Regions from separate parts of the Homo sapiens genome. Here region 1 is linked to region 2. The links are chromatin contacts, found by Hi-C or POLR2A ChIA-PET in ENCODE. All regions are on one chromosome and are shown on one strand. The core of a region is the stretch at or near the end of the contact, and the rest is flanking DNA. Distances in the headings are between cores, read along the strand shown.

Region 1 (4,423 bases), core at 1,401-3,900, 91 kb after region 2:
GCTGATTAAAATTAATAACATATTGTATACTTGAAAACTGTTGAGAGTAGATTTTAAGCGTTCTCACTACACACAAAAAATGCTTAGGAAGCGAGGTGATACGTAAGTTAATTGGCTTGATCCAGTCATTCTACAACATACGCAGATGTGAAACATCATGTTATACACCATAAATATATACAATTTTTATTTATCAATTTTAAAACTTCCAGCCTGGGCAATATGGCAAAACCCCATCTTTACAAAAACTACAAAAATTAGCTGGATGTGGTGGCACATGCCTGTAGTCCCAGCTACTCGGGAGGCTGAGGTGGGAGGGTCACTTGAGCCTTGGAGGTCAAGGCTGCAGTGAGCCATGATTGCCCCACTGCACTCCAGCCTGGGTGACAGAGCGAGACCCTGTCTCCAAAAAAAAACAAAAAAAGTTACTTTTAAGAAAAAGATAGCTGTGTTTATTAAGCACTGACCATATACACAAGCAGAATATGCATCTTTTTAAAAAGAGCACTGACTACAAGCACATTTTCATTTTCTTAGCTAATCCCCTCAGTGGGTGCTGCTCCCATCCTTCCTGTGCTGATAAAGCACAGAGATGTGAAGTCACTTGTCCACAGTCACACATGAGGAAAAGGCCACTTAAGCTCCAAATGCCCCCCAGGTCTGTCTTGGCCTCTGAAGTCCATGTTCTCAACTACTGTAGCTGCTATGGATCAAATGAAATGGGGTCTGGTGTCTTTAAGGAGCCAGCTGCAAGCCGGCTGACAAACTGGGGAACTAGGCAAAGGCAAACAGGGAAGTGAAGGGCCACATGATGGAGACGGGGCTCAGGAGGCTGGACAGGGCCTGGGGAGCAGTCAGTGCCAAGGGCCACAGGGCTGGGCCAGGCCAGCTAATGAAACAGCACAGACTCAGGCAGGACAGATGGCGTGCTGGACTGGAGCCCTCCTCTAGCAAACAGGGAACTCTGATGGGGCTCCCTGGACCACTGTCTCCATAGATTCTGGGCTAGGTACAGGCTCAGTGAGCAGGATGGCCAGGATCTATTAGTGATGCCTGCCAAGGGCACTCTCCTTGGCCCTAGTGTTTAACAATTAAGCACCAAAAAAAAAAAAAAAAAAAAAAAAAAAAAAAAAAAAAAAAAAAAAAAAAAGGGAGTTGTTGTTAAGAGTGCTATTCCTGGGTGGGCGTGGTGGCTCACACCTTTAATCCCAACACTCTGGAAGGCTGAAGTGAAAGGGTGGCTTGAGGCCAGGAGTTCCAGATAAGCCTGGGCAACACATTTGGACCCTGTCTGTACAAAAAGTTAAAAAAAAATTAGCCAGGTGTGGTCACGTGCGCCTGCAGTCCCAGCTACTCAGGAGGCTGCGGTAGGAGGATCACTTGCACCCGGGAGTTGGAGGCTGCAGTGAGTTGTGATCATGCCACCTCACTCCAGGCTGGGTGACAGAGCAAGACCCTGTTTCTAAAAAGATGAAAAAATAATAATAATAAAGTAGAAGCTCTTTCCATCACTCTAAGTGGAGTAGCTGTTTTAAGTGGAAATTAATCAAAGCCTTTCTTTTTCTCTTTTATATATATTTTAAAAGTACACCTTTAAGAGATTGAATCATTGAATTGTATCATGAGGTCTGTATCTGTTGGTTATCTGCTCCCAAGGAAAGGCTAACTCAAGCGTGGCGAGCTCCAAAGCCTCCAGAGGCCTGGTGGGCAAAGGACAGGAGTCCACTGGGGTGGGGAGGTCGCAGGGAAGAGTGGGAACCAGGGGACAGGAGGAGTCTGGACTCTCACAGGCAGCTCTCCTTAGCTCCCACTACTGCAGGTGCCTTCGGGACTGGTGCCCACTGGGGCTGGATCCTCCAGCTTCTCAAGAGATGTTGAAATCTGGTTTATATGCACACACACATTTTTCAGTTTCTAAACCACCACCTGGGTCAAACACAAACACAGAGGGGGCCAGACTCAGCCTGTGGCCAGTCTGCTCTCTTTGGTCACACTATTGCCCCCAGGTCACCTAAGGTGGCCGTGGCAAAGGGAAGAATGGGCTCGTGCGGAGATGCTGACCAGGCTGGCCTACAGCCCTGATGGCTTGTCCCGGTGAGGTCATCCAGGAAGCCAGGCATTGTTTTGCCCGGAACAAAGCCGAAACAATGAGCAAAAATATTCTGGTCGTAGTGAAAGTGAATTCTGTTGAGGAAATCGTTTCAGCATGCCGTCTCTGGGACAGGGGCTTGTTATCTACCTGGGGTTCAGCATCCTCGGGTGAGGTCCTCCCCTCTCCTGATTTAACTGCAACCTCCACCCCACCAAAGTACGGGTCTACCCTCAGAGACCCCCGACCTCCGCTAGAAGCCTCCTGCCTGGATCACACTAAGCCCTGCAGAAAAGCCTCTACCTCACCCCCGGCCTCATCAGCCTTGCCTTTCACAGATCAGGAGACTGAGGCTCAGAGAAGGGGGAAGCCTTATCCCAGGTCCCACAGCTACAGGACAGTGGGCCAGGATTTGCACCCACGTCCCAACTCCATGACCTTGGTGCCACCCTGGGGCAAGGTGACCTCTGGATGGGGACCAGCCAGACCACGTAGTTCTTCTTAGTCTGTGGTTTGCTGGGGAAGAGTGGATGACAGTGAGCAGGTTTTGCAAAGAACAAGCCTCTGGAACAACGCCGGGGGTGGCGAGACACGGTATGAGTCTAATAGACAGCCAACTTGTCACCTTCCCCTCATAAAAACATTGGCAGGTGAACATAAGGTCTGGGGACTGGGTCCAAACTGTTTTATCATCTCCTTGGAAGTGGCAGGACCTGGCCCAAAGCCCCAGAGAACCACAGTCTGGCAGCAGAGGAGAGGCAGCAAGGAGAGTGCCACCGTGCCAGTTGCAGGGGGAGGGGTGGAGGCACGGCAGGCTCCCGGTGGCAGGATGGCCTGAGAAGGGCCAGGATGAGGCAGGGTGGCTGGCGCTGCCCCAGATGAAGGTGTTTGAGGCACACACCATACTCCAAACGGAGGTGCCCCACAGCAGAGCCCAAGCAGCTAAGTCGGGGAAAGGGCAGTGGGCGAGGTCAGAAAGCTGGGTCATGCAGGCCAAGTCACTTCCCCTCTGCATCTCAGAGGTCCAGGGTTAGAACAAAGGTTTGAGTGGCTTTGGCAAGCAGTGGCTGTTAACTCACCCTACTATGTGCCAGGCACTGCTCTAGGAACTGGAGACAGTGGGTGAGCCCTACCAAGCTGACCTGCAGAAGGGGAGATAGACACTAAACACATAAATGAGCAATTATTTATGACAGTGCCCAGCACACAGAAAACAACAAAGTAGGCCCCTCTGCGGAGGTGACATTTCATAACAACAGCAGCTCGCTGAGGACTCACTGTGGGCAGGCCCTGTGCCAAGCCCTTTCCAGACACCAACTCACTCACTTACTCCTCACCAGCCCGGATGATGGAAAGAGGCCCAGAGAAGTAAAGCCACTTGCCCAGGGTCATACAGCTGGATTCAAACCCAGAAGCTCGGCTCTAGGGAACAAGCTTTTAGCCACACTGAAGCTGAGGCAAAGAACTGGGGGCAAAGAACTGGGGGAACACTGTTCTAAGAGCAGAGAACAGCAGGTGTAAAGAGGGCCATGGTGCACATAGTGAAGAAACAGAAAGCCAGAGTGTGGCAGAGAGGAAGAGGGGACGGGGCCCCCAAGGCCAGAGTTAGAACCTGGATTTATCCCAAGTTTTGTGCTGCCCCAGTGAGGGCTCAACGCTTTTGGCTAAAAGCCCTGGATTGTCCCTGACCACCAACCCTTCCCTTCTACTCTGAAAGGGAACTTAAGGGCCCATGTTGGGTTTTTCCCTGCAGGTACTTATGACTTTTTTTTTTTTTTTTTTTTTTTTTTGAGACAGAGTCTAGCTCTGTTGCCCAAGCTGGAGTGCAGGGTGCGATCTCAGCTCTCTGCAACCTCCGCCACCTGGGTCCAAGAGATTCTCGTTTCTCAGCCTCCTGAATAGCTGGGATTACAGGTGCCTGCCACCACGCCCAGCTAATTATTTAGTATTTTTAGTAGAGATGGGGTTTCACCATGTTGGCCAGGCTAGTCTCAAACTCCTGACCTCAAGTGATCCACCTGCCTTGGCCTCCCAAAGTGCTGAGATTATAGATGGGAGCTACCGTGCTCAGCTAACACTTTCTGGTGGGGCCTGTAGAGTCGTTAACCCCACACCTCGGCCGCCTGGGTTCCTCACCATGAGCTGAGAACCTGCGGGGTGGGTGGCCAGAATGTCTTCCCCTTGACCAAGGACCTAACACCTAAGACTGGTGGCACAAACACAACATCCTTGTGCAGGAAGCCCAAACCCTGCCGGCTCCATGGGTGAAGCCATGCTTTGAAAGGAACAGGGTCACCCTTTGCTGTAATGTGCTCTTGGGAAGTCATCTGCCCA
Region 2 (4,266 bases), core at 1,528-4,027:
AAAGTGTTGGGGTCACAGGTATAAGCCAGTGTGCCCAGCTTAAATTTTTTCGTTTAAACCCTAACTGATATTACCAAGTGCTGATGAGGATGCACAGCGATTGAAACTCTTTTACATTGTTGGTCGGGTGCAAAATGGCACAGCCACTTTGAAACAGTTTGGCAGTTTCTTATAAAGTTAACCATATTCTTGCCATACCACCTAGCAATGCCATTCCTGGATGAAACAGAAACTTATGTTCAAACGAAAACCTGTATGCAAATGTTTATTATGGCTTTATTCAAAATCACCAAAAACTGGAAACACAAGTCAATAGCTAAACAAACTGGTATATCCATTGGATGCAACCCAAGTCATCCATAAAAAGATGCAAACTACTGATACACACGACACTGTGGCTGAATCTCAAATGGTTATGCTAAATGTAAGAAACTAGACTCAAAAGCGTACATACTGAGTGATTCTACTTACATGACATTCTGGAGAAGACAAGATGATAGAGACTGAAAACAGATAAGTGCTTGTGGGGAACAGAGGTTGGGGCAGGGACTGACTACAGTAGAACATCAAGGGAGAATTTTGGGGGCCAATAGAAATGTTCTAAAACTTGGTCGTGGTGGTGGTCAGGAGACATTTTCCAAAGCTCATTGACATGCTCACCACAAAGAGTAAATTTTACTATATTTAAATTTTTATTTATTTTTATTTTTTATTTTTTGAGATGGAGTCTCACTCTGTCACCCAGACTGGAGTGATGTGGCACGGTCTTGACTCACTGCAACCTCCGCCTCCTGGGTTCAAGCGATTCTCCGGCCTCAGCCTCCAAAGTAGCTGGGATTACAGGTGCCTGCCACCACACCCCCCTAATTTTTGTATTTTCAGTAGAGATGGGGTTTTGCCATGCCTCTGTTGGCCAGATTGGTCTCGAACTCCTGACCTCAGCTGATCTGCCCACCTTGACCTCCCAAAGTGCTGGGATTACAGGTGTGAGCCACCATCCCCCGGTCTAAATGCTAAAAAGTGAAGAATAATATAAGTTAGACTAATATACTAATATACACACACATACAGATTCCTGGAGCCCACCCCCAGGGTGTTTCCTTTTTCAGGTCCTGGTTGGGGCCAAGAATTTTCCTTTCTTACTTCCCTTTTCTTCCTCCTTCCCTCCCTCTTCCCTCCCCTCCCCTCCCCTCCCCTCGCTTTCCTTCTTTCCTTTCCTTTCTTTCCTTTCCTTTCCTTTCCTTTCAAGTAATTAGAAAATGAAATTTGAAAAACAATCCAATTTCTGTAGCTTTAACACACTTTAAATGCCTAGGAAAGGCAATGCCTTGGAAAAGAAATACCTTCCCTTCCCTTCCCTTCCCTTTCTTCCTTCTTTCTCACCCCCTCTCTCTCTTCTGTCTCTGTCTTTCTCTCTTTTCGAGACAGAGTGAGGGTCTCAGAGTCTCTCTGTCACTGGAATGCAGTGGCGCAATCACAGCTCACTGTAGTCTCGACTTCCCAAATTCAAGTGATTCCCCTACCTCAGCCTCCTGAGTAGCTGGGACTATAGGCATGCACCACCATGCCCGGCCAATTTTTGCATTTTTTGTAGAGATGGGGTTTCACTATGTTGCCAAGGCTCGTCTTGAACCCCTGGGTTCAAGTGATCCACCTGCCTCGGCCTCCCAAAGTGTTGAGATTACAGGCATGAACCACTGTGCCCAGCCAATAATTTACATTTCTGACAAGTTCCCAGGTGCTGTGGGCCTGGGGACCACATTTTGAGAATCTCTGCATCATACTGTTCTACCTTCTTTATGTTTGAAATGTATGAAAGATTTTCTACTAACTCAAAAGAAGCAAAAAAGACAGATTTCATTGCAGATGAAGCACCCCTTGACGTATCTTAGAGAGATAAAGAAGACATGGAAAATATGAGAGAAGGGTGGGTGTGGATGTGGGTCATGGAGAGTAAAATGGAAAGTCCTAAAGTACATCTATTAAGCTTTTCAAAAGAGAGAGAGCTGTTGGAAACAACATTTGAAGAAACACAAGGGAGCGCTTTCTCGAATTAGAGTGAAGGAGGACAGACTTATCTCAGGCTGCCTAGAACGCCTGAGAATGTGATTCATAAACTGTAAAGTGCAGTCCTCATGAGGAAGCATTAATCAGGTCCACCCAAGATTGAGTTTCGTCTCGGTCAGAGCTGTCTCACATGAGCTGCTGTGCCTGCGTTTGAGAGAGCTCCCCCTCCCAGCAGGTATGTAAGCACAGCCCTGGGTAGTAGAGTCAGCAGAACTGGGTTCTAATGCAGATTGCACAACTCTCCAGCTGTGTGACAATGGGCATGAGTTGGCCTTCTCTGAGCCCCAGCTTCCTTATCTGTACAGTGGAATAATCTGATCCATGGTAACAACATTCACAGGGTTGTTGAGACAGTGAACCACAGAATGGCTGTGAAGCTCCCAATATGTAGTGTAGTGCTCAAAGAATGTTACTCAGCCCCAAGAGCAGGGGCCAGGCTTTCTTTGGGAGGAGGAGCTGTGAGGATTCTCCAGCAGAGAATCGGGTGGAGCTGGTGGCAGGAGGGAACCCATCTTACAGGCCACGTCCACAGAGTGGAAAATTCCCAAAGCAGAAGAGGTCTGCAGGAATGGAAACGAAAGTGGAACTCGGCCTTTCCCTCTTTCTCTCCTGCAGACGATGGGCCCTACTCCAAAGGAGGCAAGGACGCAGGAGGGGCCGACGTTTCCCTGGCGTGCCGCAGACAGAGCATTCCAGGTAATGAGGCTTCCCTCATTCCCTCTTTTTCTGCCCTGGAGGCACAGAGAGCCCTAGGTGGGGGTCAGATGGCAACGGCTCTGCCACTGACTTGCTCTGTGACCTTAGACCAGCCACTTAACCTCTCTGATTCTCCTCTGTAAAAAGGAGGTGATCATCACCCAGGGCAATGCAGCAGAGTGCCCTACCAACCAGGTGCTCGCCTCGCTTATCTTAGAGCTGGGGGCCTGGGGTGGCCCCAGCTGCCCGCTCAAGCCCCCATCCCCATCTGTTGGCAGAGGAGTTCCGAGGGATCACTGTGGTGGAGCTGATCAAGAAAGAAGGCAGCACGCTGGGCCTGACTATCTCAGGTGGCACCGACAAGGATGGAAAGCCCAGGGTCTCCAACCTGAGACCTGGGGGACTTGCAGCCAGGTGAGAAGTGGGCTTGGCACGGCCGCAGGAGGGGGGTGCAGAGGCAATGATGGGAGCCCAGGGCCAGTGGAAAATGTACTGAAGGTCTTAGGCAAAGCAATCAGGCAGCTGTTTCCAGGAGCACCCATCAACTTGGTGTCTGCAGAGGGAAGGCCTCCAATGGAGGCTGTAATTCTAGGCCCTGGCTTCTCTTTTCTTTTACACCAGGGGCTTGGCCATAGCACCCCACAGTCACCAGGCCATATCTGCCCTCCAGGCCTTTGCATATGCAGTCCCCTATGTCCAAAAGCCTATTCCCCACAGCATCCTCCTGGCACACTCCTCTTTACCCCTCCACACTCAACACAGAGGTCACTGCCTCCAGGAAGCCCTCCCTGACCCGAGGCCAAGGCAGCTGCACTGCTCTGTTCCTGAAGCCCCACATGCACATTTCTGCACACATTGTCTGATTTCATTTGCCCCTGTGGCTCCCTTGGACTGTGAGGCCTGGGAGTTAGCCTCTCAGTCACTGCCTCCCTGGGCCTCACACAATGCTGGTGCAGATAAATGTCCAGTTGAACAGCAGGAAGGTTGGTGGTGAGAAGTCAGGAAGAGCATTAGGGAACAGCAAAGGATGTGATGATCTGGTCACTCTGCAGGCTCGTCTGAGACACCCCTGCAGAAGGAAAAGCAGGCAGACCAGCGAAGGGGGAAAGCCTGGGACCTGGGTGTCAGTCTCTGCACTCTCTTACGTGCTGTGTGACCCTGGACAACTGTCTGACCTCTCTAAGCCTCAGCTTCCCCATTTGTGAAATGAGGATCCAGTGATCATAGGGATTCCAGAGGAGGGTGGGTGTGAATGCCAGGACTGCATGGGCCAGCACCTGTTACCATGTGTGCCCTGGCCTTCCTGCTCTAGGAGTGATCTGCTGAACATTGGTGACTATATTCGGTCTGTGAACGGGATCCACCTGACCAGGCTCCGCCACGATGAGATCATCACCCTGCTCAAGAATGTGGGCGAGCGCGTGGTGCTGGAGGTGGAGTATGAGCTGCCCCCGCCCGGTGGGTGCCCTTGGACGGGGAACTTTCTCCACTGCCTCGGTTGCG

Evidence for each region. Hi-C counts contacts between places; a loop is a spot of excess contacts on that map. ChIA-PET counts read pairs that join two places held with the same protein, here RNA polymerase II (POLR2A).
Region 1: a map of gastrocnemius medialis shows a loop between it and region 2 (2.9-fold over the local background). The contact joins two enhancer-like sites. A Hi-C loop is called at or near these places in 1 of 168 maps with a recorded cell type or tissue (gastrocnemius medialis). POLR2A ChIA-PET finds 5 or more read pairs at or near these places in 2 of 52 experiments (Panc1 and activated B cell).

The regions. Positions count from the first base shown.
Region 1 is chr3:14,433,259-14,437,681 of GRCh38, reverse strand. The region is part of intron 2 of SLC6A6 (solute carrier family 6 member 6); the gene reads right to left. Among named protein-coding and RNA genes, the nearest start is that of SLC6A6, 33 kb to the right of the region's middle. RefSeq lists enhancers at 1,260-2,171, 2,172-3,083. Within about 2 kb of position 2,650, at least 14 of the 41 ENCODE cell types and tissues checked have a DNase peak (open chromatin) inside an H3K27ac peak, as active enhancers do; they include gastrocnemius medialis, where a contact is called at or near this core.
Region 2 is chr3:14,524,348-14,528,613 of GRCh38, reverse strand. GRIP2 (glutamate receptor interacting protein 2) reads left to right here. Exons shown (of 24, transcript NM_001080423.4): 2 at 2,683-2,763; 3 at 3,042-3,177; 4 at 4,076-4,221. Among named protein-coding and RNA genes, the nearest start is that of GRIP2, 14 kb to the left of the region's middle. RefSeq lists enhancers at 2,489-2,988, 2,989-3,490. Within about 2 kb of position 2,777, at least 6 of the 41 ENCODE cell types and tissues checked have a DNase peak (open chromatin) inside an H3K27ac peak, as active enhancers do; they include gastrocnemius medialis, where a contact is called at or near this core.